Regions from separate parts of the Homo sapiens genome. Here region 2 is linked to region 1. Evidence: read pairs that join two places in POLR2A ChIA-PET (ENCODE). Cell type or tissue: B cell. All regions are shown on one strand. Links, peaks and the distances in the headings refer to the core of each region. The heading gives the core; the rest is flanking DNA.

Region 1 (5,314 bases), core at 315-5,314:
CATATTGGGAGGCCAAGGTGGGTGGATCACAAGGTCAGGAGTTTGAGACCAGCCTGGCCAACATAGTGAAACCCCATCTCTACTAAAAATACAAAAAATTAGCCAGGCGTGGTGGTGGGCACCTGTAATCCCAGCTACTCGGGAGGCTGAGGCAGGCGAATCACTTGAACCTGGGAGGCGGAGGTTGCAGTGAGCCGAGATCGCACCAATTGCATTCCAGCCAGGGATACAGTGCGAGACTCTGTCTCAAAAAAAAAGAAAAATAATAAAAATTTAAAAAGGCGAGGGCTGGCACAGAGACCTGTCGGGCAAGGTGGATGGCAGTCTGTCTGGGGGAGCCCTGGCTGCTTTCTCTGACCCCTGAGATGGGGACTAGGTAGGGAGCTGCCTCCCAGGCCCTGGGGAGGTCAAGGGAACATGGCTGAGGAGAAGGGGAGTGGAACTTCGCTCACGCCAGGTGGAGACACTGGCTGCCCTATGCCCAGTCCATGCTGCTTCCTGCAGCCAGGGGCAGCTGCACAGCCAGGCGTGAACATTCCCCACATAGCAGTCCCAGGGGGAAGCTGGGCTCAGCAGGATCTCCAGCCCCCACCTTCCCCACTCTGTCCCTGGCTCCTGCTGAGGTCTGGCCAGCAGTTCCAAGCACAGACACAGACTCTAGAAAGTCCAGAGAGATGGACATGATGGCTTCCCTTGAGGGCCTGTTTCCCTCTCAGGCTGGGGCTGCCCAAGGAGGCCTCTCCCCTCTGGCTGGCAGCTCCAGGACGGAACCTCCTGCAGACTACAGGTTCTCTGGCAGACACTGTGGTCTCCATCAGCAAGCTGGTCCATTCCAAGAGGGCAGAACTGAAGCAGGAGCTGTCAGACAAGCTGGTCTTAGGCTTCCGGAGGAAAACCCTCACTTCCAGTCTGGAGAGCAGCCCAGGCTGTGGCCTGAGGATGAGCTGGGGCCTGGGGGAGGCTCAGGCCTGCCGACCCAGCTGCTGTTTATTTTCCTCCTTCTGGGCTCCTTCCCAAAGCAAACAAACCCGGGTAGGAAAATGAAGGGGATTTGTAGGAGAGGGAATTTGCCACGGCCAAGTGGCTCGACCCAGGGACCTCTATGCTCCCCTGGAGAGGGCTCCAGCTGGAGCTCCGTTCCCTGCTGGTGACCCCCGTGGGCAGATTCCCAAACTGGCAGATGACCCCAAACCGGGACTCCTGGGAATGGAAAAACACTTCACCCCACACCAGGAAACAACAACAAAAGGTTGACGTGTGTTGGTGACGCAAAATACACAAGTACTCTCATTCCACTGCCTCCAACCACCACCAGTGGGGCTTGGGCAGCCTGGGGTCCAGGGGCGGCCCACTTCTCAATAACAGCAGCTCCGATCCCAGCTGACTGAGGCCCACTCCCTGGGGTGTGATTCTGCAAGGATCCCTACATATAACCCTCTCCTGGGAAGATCCATCTGTTTATTGTACAACACATGCTGGAAAACCAGGATTGGAATAAAGTTTTGGCTAAAATCTGTTACTGTAGGCAGGGTGCAGTGGCTCACCCCTGTAATCCCAGCACTTTAGGAGGCCAAGGCAGGTGAATCCCCTTGAGCTCAGGAGCTCCAGACCAGTCTGGGCAACATGGCGAAACCCTGTCTCTACAAAAAAATGCAAAAATTAGCCGGGCGTGGTGGCATGTGCCTGTAGTCCCAGCTACTTGGGAGGCTGAGGTAGGAGGATCGCTTGAGCCCAGGAAGAGGAGGTTGCAGTGAGCTGAGATCTGCACTCCAGCCTGGGCAACACAGTGAGACCCCATCTCAAAAAAAAAAAATGTTACTATATACAGGGGATGAGCTCATCAAGATCAAGGCTAAAGAACAAAAGGATGTTGCCGAGCACGGTGGCTCATGCCTGTAATCCCAGCACTTTGGGAGGCCGAGGCGGGCGGATCACGAGGTCAGGAGATCGAGACCATACTGGCTAATACGGTGAAACCTCATCTCTACTAAAAATATAAAAAATTAGCCGGGCGTGTTAGCGGGTGCCTGTAGTCCCAGCTACTCGGGAGGCTGAGGCAGGAGAATGGCATGAACCCAGGAGGCGGAGCTTGCAGTGAGCCGAGATCCTGCCACTGCACTCCAGCCTGGGTGACAGAGCGAGACTCCGTCTCAAAAAAAAAGAAAAAAAGGATGCTAAGAAAAGAGGAAGAGACTTGGCTGGGCGTGGTGGCTCATGCCTGTAATCCCAGGACTTTGGGAGGCCAAGGCGGGTGGATCACAAGGTCTGGAGTTTGAAACCAGCCTGGCCAACATGGTGAAACCCCGTCTCTACTAAAAATACAAAAAACTAGCCAGGCATGGTGGCAGGTGCCTGTAATCCCAGCTACTCAGGAGGCTGAGGCAGGAGAATCGCTTGAAACCAGAAGGCAGAGGTTGCAGTGAGCTGAGATTGTGCCACTGTACTCCAGCCTGGGCAACAAGAGCAAAACTCCGTCTCAAAAAAAAAAAAAGAGGAAGAGACCTTAATGAAAGTTGCTTTTTAGGATTATGGGCGATTTTTTTTCTTTTCTCTTAAACTTTTCTAAACTTCCCAATTTTTTTTTTTTTTTTTTTTTGAGACAGATGTCACCCAGGCTGGAGTGCAGTGGCACAATCTTGGCTCACTGCAAGCTCCGCCTCCCGGGTTCACGCCATTCTCCTGCCTCAGCCTCCACAGTAGCTGGAACTACAGGTGCCTGCCACAACGCCCAGCTAATTCTTTGTATTTTTTAGTAGAGACGGGGTTTCACCATGTTAGCCAGGATGGTCTCGATCTCCTGACCTCGTGATGCGCCCGCCTCGGCCTCCCAAAGTGCTGGGATTACAGGCGTGAGCCACCGCGGCTGGCCCCCAGTTTTTTTTACAATGATCAGATATTACTTTTTTTATTTTCTTTCTCTTTTTTGAGACAAGGTCTCGCTCTGTTGCCCAAGCTGGAGTATAGTGGCACAATCATGGCTCACTGCAGCCTTGAACTCCTGGGCTCAAGCAATCCTTCCGCCTCAGCCTCCCGAGTAGCTAGGACCACGTGCACATGCCACCATGCTTGGCTAATTTTTTTTTTTTTTTTTAAGAGATGGGGTCTTGCTATGTTGCACAGGCTGGCAGGCTGGTCTCAAAGTCCCGGCCTCAAGCAATCCTCCTGCCTCAACCTTCAGAGCGGTTGGGATTACAGGTGTAAGCCACTGCCCCAGCCAGATATTACCTTCTCAATCAAGGAAGAGGAGGAGTCTCCCCTAAATAAGCAGCTTATTGATTGCCAAGCCCCTGTCCCAACTCTGCTCTGGTCCCTGCTACTGTCTCCATGGTAGGGAAAGACACAGAAAGCTGAGCTTCAGCTGGGCATGGTGGCTCATGCCCATAATCCCAGCACTTTGGGAGGCTGAGATGGGACAAATGCTTGAGCTCAGGAGTCCAAGACCAGCCTGGGCAACATAGCAAGACCCTGTCTCTACACAAAACTTTAAAAATTAGCTGGGCATGGTGGTGCACACCTGTGGACCCAGCTACTTGGGAGGCTGGGCGGGAGGATTGCTTGAACCCAGGAATTCAAGGATGCAGTGAGCTGTGATCACGCCACTGCACTCTAGCCTAAGGGACAGAGCGAGTCCCTACCTCAAAAAAAGGAAAGAAGGCCGGGCGCAGTGGCTCACGCCTGTAATCCCAGCACTTTGGGAGGCTGAGGTGGGTGGATCACTTGAGGTCAGGAATTCAAGACCAGCCTGGCCAACATAGTGACACCCCCATCTCTACTAAAAATACAAAAATTAGCTGGGCATGGTGGCGCATGCCTGTAGTCCCAGCTACTTAGGAGGATGAGGCAGGAGAATTGCTTGAACCTAGGAGGCAGAGGTTGCAGTGAGCCAAGACTGCACTACTGCACTCCAGCCTGGGCGACAGAGCAGGACTCCATCTCAAAAAACAAACCAAAAAAAAAAAAGAAAGAAAAGAGAAGAGGAGAAGGGAGGAGGAAAGAAAGCTGAGTGCCAAAAGCGGTGGCTCACGCTTATAATCCCAGCATGTCGGGAGGCCAAGGTGAGTGGATCACCTGAGGTCAGGAGTTCAAGACCAGCCTGACCAATATGGTGAAACCCCGTCTCTACTAAAAATACAAAAATTAGGCCGGGCACAGTGGCTCACGCCTGTAATCCCAGCACTTTGGGAGGCCGAGGCGGGTGGATCATGAGGTCAGGAGATCGAGACCATCCTGGCAAACACAGTGAAACCCCGTCTCTACTAAAAACACAAAAAAATTAGCCAGGCGTGGTGGCGGGCGCCTGTAGTCCCAGCTACTCGGGAGGCTAAGGCAGGAGAATGGTGTGAACCCAGGGGGCGGAGCTTGCAGCGAGCGGAGATCGTGCCACTGCACTCCAGCCTGGGCGACAGAGTGAGTGAGACTCCGTCTCAAAAAAAAAAAAAAAAAAAAATTAGCTGGGCGTACTGGCAGGCGCTTGTAGTCCCAGCTACGCGGGAGGCTGAGACAGGAGAATCACCTGAACCCGGGAGATGGAGGTTGCAGTGAGCCAAGATTGTGCCACTACACTCCAGTCTGGGTGACAGAGTGAGAGACTCCATCTCAAAAAAAAAAAAAGAAAGAAAGAAAGAGAAAAAGAAAGCTGAGCTTCCTGCTCTGCTGGCCCCAAAGGCCAAGATGCCAGGAGGCTGAGCAAAGGAGAGTGGTCCATGAGCTTGCCCTTCAGGCCTGGCAGAGGAAGTCGCTTCACAATAAGATATTCCATGTCCCCAGACTCAACCATGTCCCAGGAGAGGCCGCTCAGTGTCACTTGCAGGAACACAAGCCCTGGTGACCTGCCCAGCCACACTGCTTGCTTTTCCTCTTCACAGGGGTCACAGGACCAGCTCACAGATGCCTTTCCCTCTCACTGCCAGGTCGCTCTTCTCCCAAAAGATACAAATGAGGAGTCTCCCCAAAGGGCAGCAATTCCTGTCTGGCCTCCCTGCCGCACAGGATGGCCCTCATCAGAGAAGAGTCAATGCTGAGTCTCCACCTCTCCCTCTTATTTCTCAACTCAAGATTTCATCTTTAGCAGGCAGAAAGCCCCTCCTCCTGTCTAGACTGCGTCCCTTCAGTAAGTGCATCGGGCCTGCAGCTCTCAAGTCCTCGGGGGAGATGGAAAAACTGCAACCTCATGCCCTCTTTGTAGTAGTCAGTGGGATGGGGTTCATTCTGTTTTCTTCTCTGTCTCAAGTCCCATTAGCCTTCTCCACGATCAATAATCCCGTTGCCTGGGGTCCCCGCCTGCCCTCAGGGAATCCAGAAGCGCGGTAGTGAC
Region 2 (5,364 bases), core at 61-5,060, 470 kb before region 1:
GTAGGAGAACATAAACAAAATTCTCACACAAGAAATCCAAGTTACCCAACCTTCTTTGTTGTAAGTATGATCCCTGATCCCCACTTGTTTTTCTTCCTGTGGACCCAAAAACAATTGGCTTCCTTTCCTCCCCAGTCTCTCTATATCCAGAACCATGTTCTTCCATTGAGTTCTCCACACCAACCAAGGCCAGAGGGATGTTCCAAAACCAGTGCTCTTCCTGTCACCTCCTTGCATGCAGCCCCTTGATGCTTTCATGTCAGCCCTGCATCAAACCGAAATACCTCTGTCTAGCATGCAAGACCCCACATAGACAGATCACTGTCTACGACCTGACCTCATGGCTCATTCCTCAAAGAACAACTCTCCCATGCCTCACCTAATGAACAATTTGCCCTCAAGCCCCATTCACTTGTACAAGTCTCCTTTGCCTAGAAAGTTTTTCCTTTCCTGTTTGTAACTGGTTAATTCCTACTCATACTGAAAGACTCGATGCCAGTATCACATTCTCCAATAATTCTTTCCTTGTTCCCCAACTATGCTCTGCTGAGTTCATGGTGCTCTATGCTTATCTCCAAGTACTTGGCACAAAGGAATGTCATAATTGTCTTGCTGCCCACCAGAGAGTGAGTTTCTTGAGAACAAAGACTGAGACTTCTTATGTTTATTCTTAGAGCTAAACACAGTCCCTGGCACCTAGCTGCTGTCTAATAATGCCAGAGGGATGGGTGGGTGGATGGATGGTTGAATGGAGCTGCTGTTAAAGAAGAAGCAAGTCACTGATGAGACTATGGCATTAATGGAAGAGCAAGGAGAACAGCAAGTTGCTTCAGCTTAGCCACCTTTATTGGACAGTTACATATTTTACCTGATTGGAGAAGTCCCTAAGGAACACAAGCATGCATAGCAAGGGAGCACATACATGATGACAGAAAAAACTACATGCAGGAAAGAGACCCGAGATGATGTGGCAAAGCAGCTCTTCTCAGCTTAATCGTAGCAGAAGACAAGAACCTGGAATGTCTCCCTCTCACTGTCCAGAAGGCCTTCATTTAAGTGATCAGGATACTGACATTTCTGATGAGTTCTTTGAGGGGTAAGCCGATTGTGAGTAACAATGCAGAAAGAAAGAGCTCCTAGCTAAGTCATAATGAGCTTTGGGGAGGACAGTGCAGTTTTGTCTCTAGCTGGTGGCTTGACTTGCAAGAATTGGGGGGCTGAAGCCAATTTAGCAGTTGGCAGGCTTGCTGGCAGCAGGCTGAGCTGCTGCGGCCTCACGGGTGGTTGGGCTGATGGGTTTGGCTTCAGTGGGCTGGCAGGGAGCCTCTTCTGAGACATCCACCTTGCAGGGGGTTGTGTCAACACAATCCAGTTGGCTGGAAGTGGATTTTTTGCAATCCCGTTTGCAAGAGTCAGACTCAGTGCAAGATGGGCGGAAGTAGACTGGGCGGCAAGAGTAGGAAGTGACACAGGCTGGGCGGCGCAGGATGGAGTAGCATGGGCGATAGCAGGCAGGACGGTAGGAGATGGATGTCATGTATGGCTGCCTATAGGTGAGGAGTCCAGAGCAGATTGGGCGGCAGATCGGACGGGAGACCGGGCGGTAGGAAATCGTAGCACTGCAAGGCCGTTTGCTGGAACTGGGTATGTAGAAAGTCCTAGGACAAGTTGGTCGGCAGATGGCAGATGCAGAAGACCCTGGACTGCAGGAAAGAGGTCGGCAGGAGGTAGATGGGCAGGAAACTGGCTCAGGGCAGACAGAAGGACAGCGCTTGACTACATAGCAAGTAGGTTGGCATGGACTGGACACACAGACAGCTGGTGAGCAGGGGCTGGGCTCAGAGCAGATGGGTTGGCAGATACTGGAGACACAACAAGAAGGCTCTTGGCAAGTGCTGGGGACAGAAGGTGGCTCGCACGAGCTCTGAACACAGCAGACAGGGCGGAGGCAAACTGGCTCACAGACCAGAGCCACACACGTAGCTGGCTGGCAGATGCTAGACTCTGAGCAACTTGGCTCACAAGGGCTGGGGTCACAGCAGACAGCCTGGCAGCTACTGGTCACAGAGCAGGTAGGTGTCGGGCACACCGGCTGACAGCAGGAAGGCTCACAGACCACAGGTTGGCAGGAACTAGGCAGGGTGCAGACAGCTGAACAGCAGCTGGGCTCACAGACAACTGGCTGGCAGCAGCTGGATTTGCAGAGGACAGGCTGGCAGGAAGTGGGCACACAGAGGACTGGTTGGCAGGAAGTGGCTTCAGAGCCTACAGGCTGGCAGCAGCTGCTCACGGAGCAAGAAGGCTCACAAATAGCAGGCTCACAGCACACAGGTTGAGCACAGCTGCTCACGGAACAAGAAGGCTCACAAACGGTGGCCTCAAAGCACACAGGTTGGCAGCAGTTGCTCACTGAGCAAGAAGGCTCACAGATGGTGGCCTCGAAGCACACAGGTTGGTAGCAGTTGCTCACAGAGCAAGAAGGCTCACAGGTGGTGGCCTCACAGCACACGGGTTGGCAGCCGCTGCTCACGGAGCAAGAAGGCTCACAAATGACAGGATCACAGCACAGGGGTTGGGCACAGCTACTCACAGGACAGGAGGGCTGACGGCACTGTGGCCCACAGCTGGATGATCCACAGCTGTCTTGACAAGTCACCAGCTGCCATGTCTGGCTCTGGCAGGAACTGGGCAGGCAGATGGGGCCTCCACAGCTCACCTCAGTGGAGCAGAGAGAGGTGGCTGGCACGGAGAAGCATTTCCTAGAAGAGCAACTGCCAGACATGGTGGAGGTGGCCGTGCTTCCTTGTGCTGAGTGCTGAGAGGTTGCTGCCTCACTGTGACAGCTCCCTGAGGCCCTCACTTTTATACCCCCTCACTGGCGTGTTCTGTTTGGGACTCCTGCATCTTTTCCTCATTGTTGTTTGGGCCAGTTTGCAGAGGAACATCTTATTATACCACCGTTTGTTGATCTGGAAGCTGTTTATCTACCCGTAAAGAAGGTGTTTATTTATTGATGTGCTAAATTTGGAATCCTCAGAGCTACAGGTAGTCTTGGAAGAAGCATCCTCACCTCCAAACTGGATAATCTATATTTCTGAGCATTGTGAACAGGGAAAGAAGAATGAAACTTATGATTTATCCACCTTCTAGTCTTCCATACAGGGCCCTGGGTTGGATTCAGAGGATGCCACAGGAATAAGACCTATTCACCCATTCTCTTGGATCTCGCCTTCTAGTGGGCAGATAAGCATGCAGACAAACTCACTGCAATACAATAATAAGTTCAACAATAGACATACAGAGATTAATTGAGAGGAGAGGTGATGAACTCAGTTGGGAAAAGAACAACTGGGCTGGATTTTAAATGACTGCACCTTACAGCAATGATCTTGCTTAAAACCACCAGCAATCTCATGAGGCAGAGATTTTTCTCCACCATTAGAAATGAATAAATGGTCCAGGAACCATGGCTCACGCCTGTAATCCCAGCACTTTGGGAGGCTGAGGCAGGCAGATCACCTGAAGTCAGAAGTTCGAGACCAGATTGGCCAACATGGCAAAAACCCATCTCCACTAAAAATATAAAAAATAGCCAGGCATGGTGGCACACACCTGTAATCCCAAATGCTTGGGAGGCTAAGGCAGGAGAATCACTTGAACCTGGGAGGTGGAGGTTGCAGTGAGCCAAGATCAAGCCACTGCACTCCTGCCTGGGTGACAGAGGAAGACTCTGTCAAAAAAAGAAAAAGAAAAAAAAGGAAGGAAGGAAGGAAAGAAGGAAGGAAGGAATGAAGGAAGGAAAGAAGGAAAGAAGGAAGGAAGGAAGAAAGAAGGAAATAAAGAAAGAAAAGAAAGAAAGAAGAAAGAAAAGAAGAAAGAAAGAAAGAAAGAAAGAAAGAAAGAAAGAAAGAAAGAAAGGAAAGAAAGAAAGAAAGAAGGAAAGAAAGAAAGAAAGAAAGAAAGAAAGAAAGAAAGAAAAGAAAGAAAGAAAGAGAAAGAAATGAAGAAATGGGGGCAGAGGGTCAGAAAGTTTCAGTCACTTGCTAAAGATCACACACAGTCTGTCCCTGATCTAAGGCGGCTGTCCCTCCTTCTCACCAACCTGTCTAGACCTACCTTTCTCAGAAGACTTCATCAAAGTCACATATCGCCAGCTTAGCCCACCGCTGTCCTCCATGCTATCCCATGAACATAGAACATTGGCTTGACCTGTTCCTGGAAATCATGTGACCCAGCCTTTCTGCTCTTCCTCAAGCATTCATTAGACCTCCAGGGTCTTCCTTGCTTTTAATGATTTTGACAGTTCCTTTAAAAAAAAAAAATCTCCAAGACCCAAAGGGTAAATAGTAAAAACAAGAGACTTCTCAGGTGTGTCTCTCAAAGACTTTGTGAACAAAAGACTCGTCTTTGCTACTCTTGAGACAGATGAAGGGAGAAATGAATCCTAGGTTTCTGAATTCCAGGACTTAACATCTTGCTCAGTGAAGGGCCTAGTTTGCCTCCACCATGTGTTTTCATCAACACAAAAGGCAGGCTCTCGCTTGGAAAAGCTGAGCCATTCTGCCATCCATTGTGCCATCCATTCATCCCTCCCTTCATTTATTAATTCATGCAATCATTGACTCAGTTTCTCTTTTATTTATGCACTCAACTCAGCCAACACTGGGTTCTGTGTGATAGATACAAAAAGAGTGAGTTGTAATTCTGGCCACAAGGAGCCCAAGTTTAGAAGAGAGATAGACACATCTATAAGCAAGTATGGTACAGAATGCAAGTGTTGTGAAAGAGGGATGCAGGGGGTGGATGCAGCAGAGAGAGATAGCTGGTATGGAGAGGCATTTCCTAGAACAGCATCTGCCAGACATGGTAGAGGTGGCCATGCTTCCTGTGAGTGCTGAGAGGTCACTGCCTGACTGTGACAGCTCCCCGAGGCCCTCACTTTGGAGGCACCCAGGAGAGATATTGACATGGTTTTTGGAGGCTGGGCATGGTGGCTCACACCTGTAATCCCAACACTTTGAGAGGCTGAGGTGAGTGTATCACTTGAGGTCAGGAGTTCGAGACAAGCCGGGCCAACATGGAGAAACCCTGTCCCTACTAAAAATACAAAAATTAGCTGGGCATGCTGACATGTGCCTGTAATTCCAGCTGCACTTGGGAGGCTGAGGCAGGAGAATTGCTTGAACCCGGGAGGCAGAGGTTGCAGTGAGCCAAGATGGCACTATGGGTGACAGAGCGAGACTCTGTCCCAAAGGAAAATTTTTAAAAGGACATGGTTTTTGGGGAATTAGAGAAGCCTTTTCAAGTAATATGAAGGCTCAAAGAGAGTGGACAAAAAGGGGGTCATAAAGGCAGGAAAAGGAT

Evidence for each region. ChIA-PET counts read pairs that join two places held together with the same protein. Peaks named below come from ENCODE experiments on the same cell type or tissue, not always from the same donor. Only the 100,000 strongest peaks of a DNase experiment are listed, where the experiment ranks them.
Region 2: POLR2A ChIA-PET joins it to region 1 with 9 read pairs; 1 of 35 experiments calls an interaction of 5 or more read pairs at or near these places.

The regions. Positions count from the first base shown.
Region 1 is chr17:41,776,759-41,782,072 of GRCh38, forward strand. All of the region lies in intron 1 of JUP (junction plakoglobin), which reads right to left. Among named protein-coding and RNA genes, the nearest start is that of JUP, 7.3 kb to the right of the region's middle. In B cell, for the core only: no CTCF peak of the experiment used is centred there; a DNase peak (open chromatin) is centred at 2,206.
Region 2 is chr17:41,306,472-41,311,835 of GRCh38, forward strand. It overlaps KRTAP16-1 (keratin associated protein 16-1), which reads right to left and starts at 2,838. Exons shown (of 1, transcript NM_001146182.2): 1 at 1,229-2,838. The coding sequence starts at 2,782. The coding sequence ends at 1,229. In B cell, for the core only: a CTCF peak has its summit at 4,072; a DNase peak (open chromatin) is centred at 2,240; H3K4me3 peaks cover 1,353 bases; H3K27ac peaks cover 2,915 bases.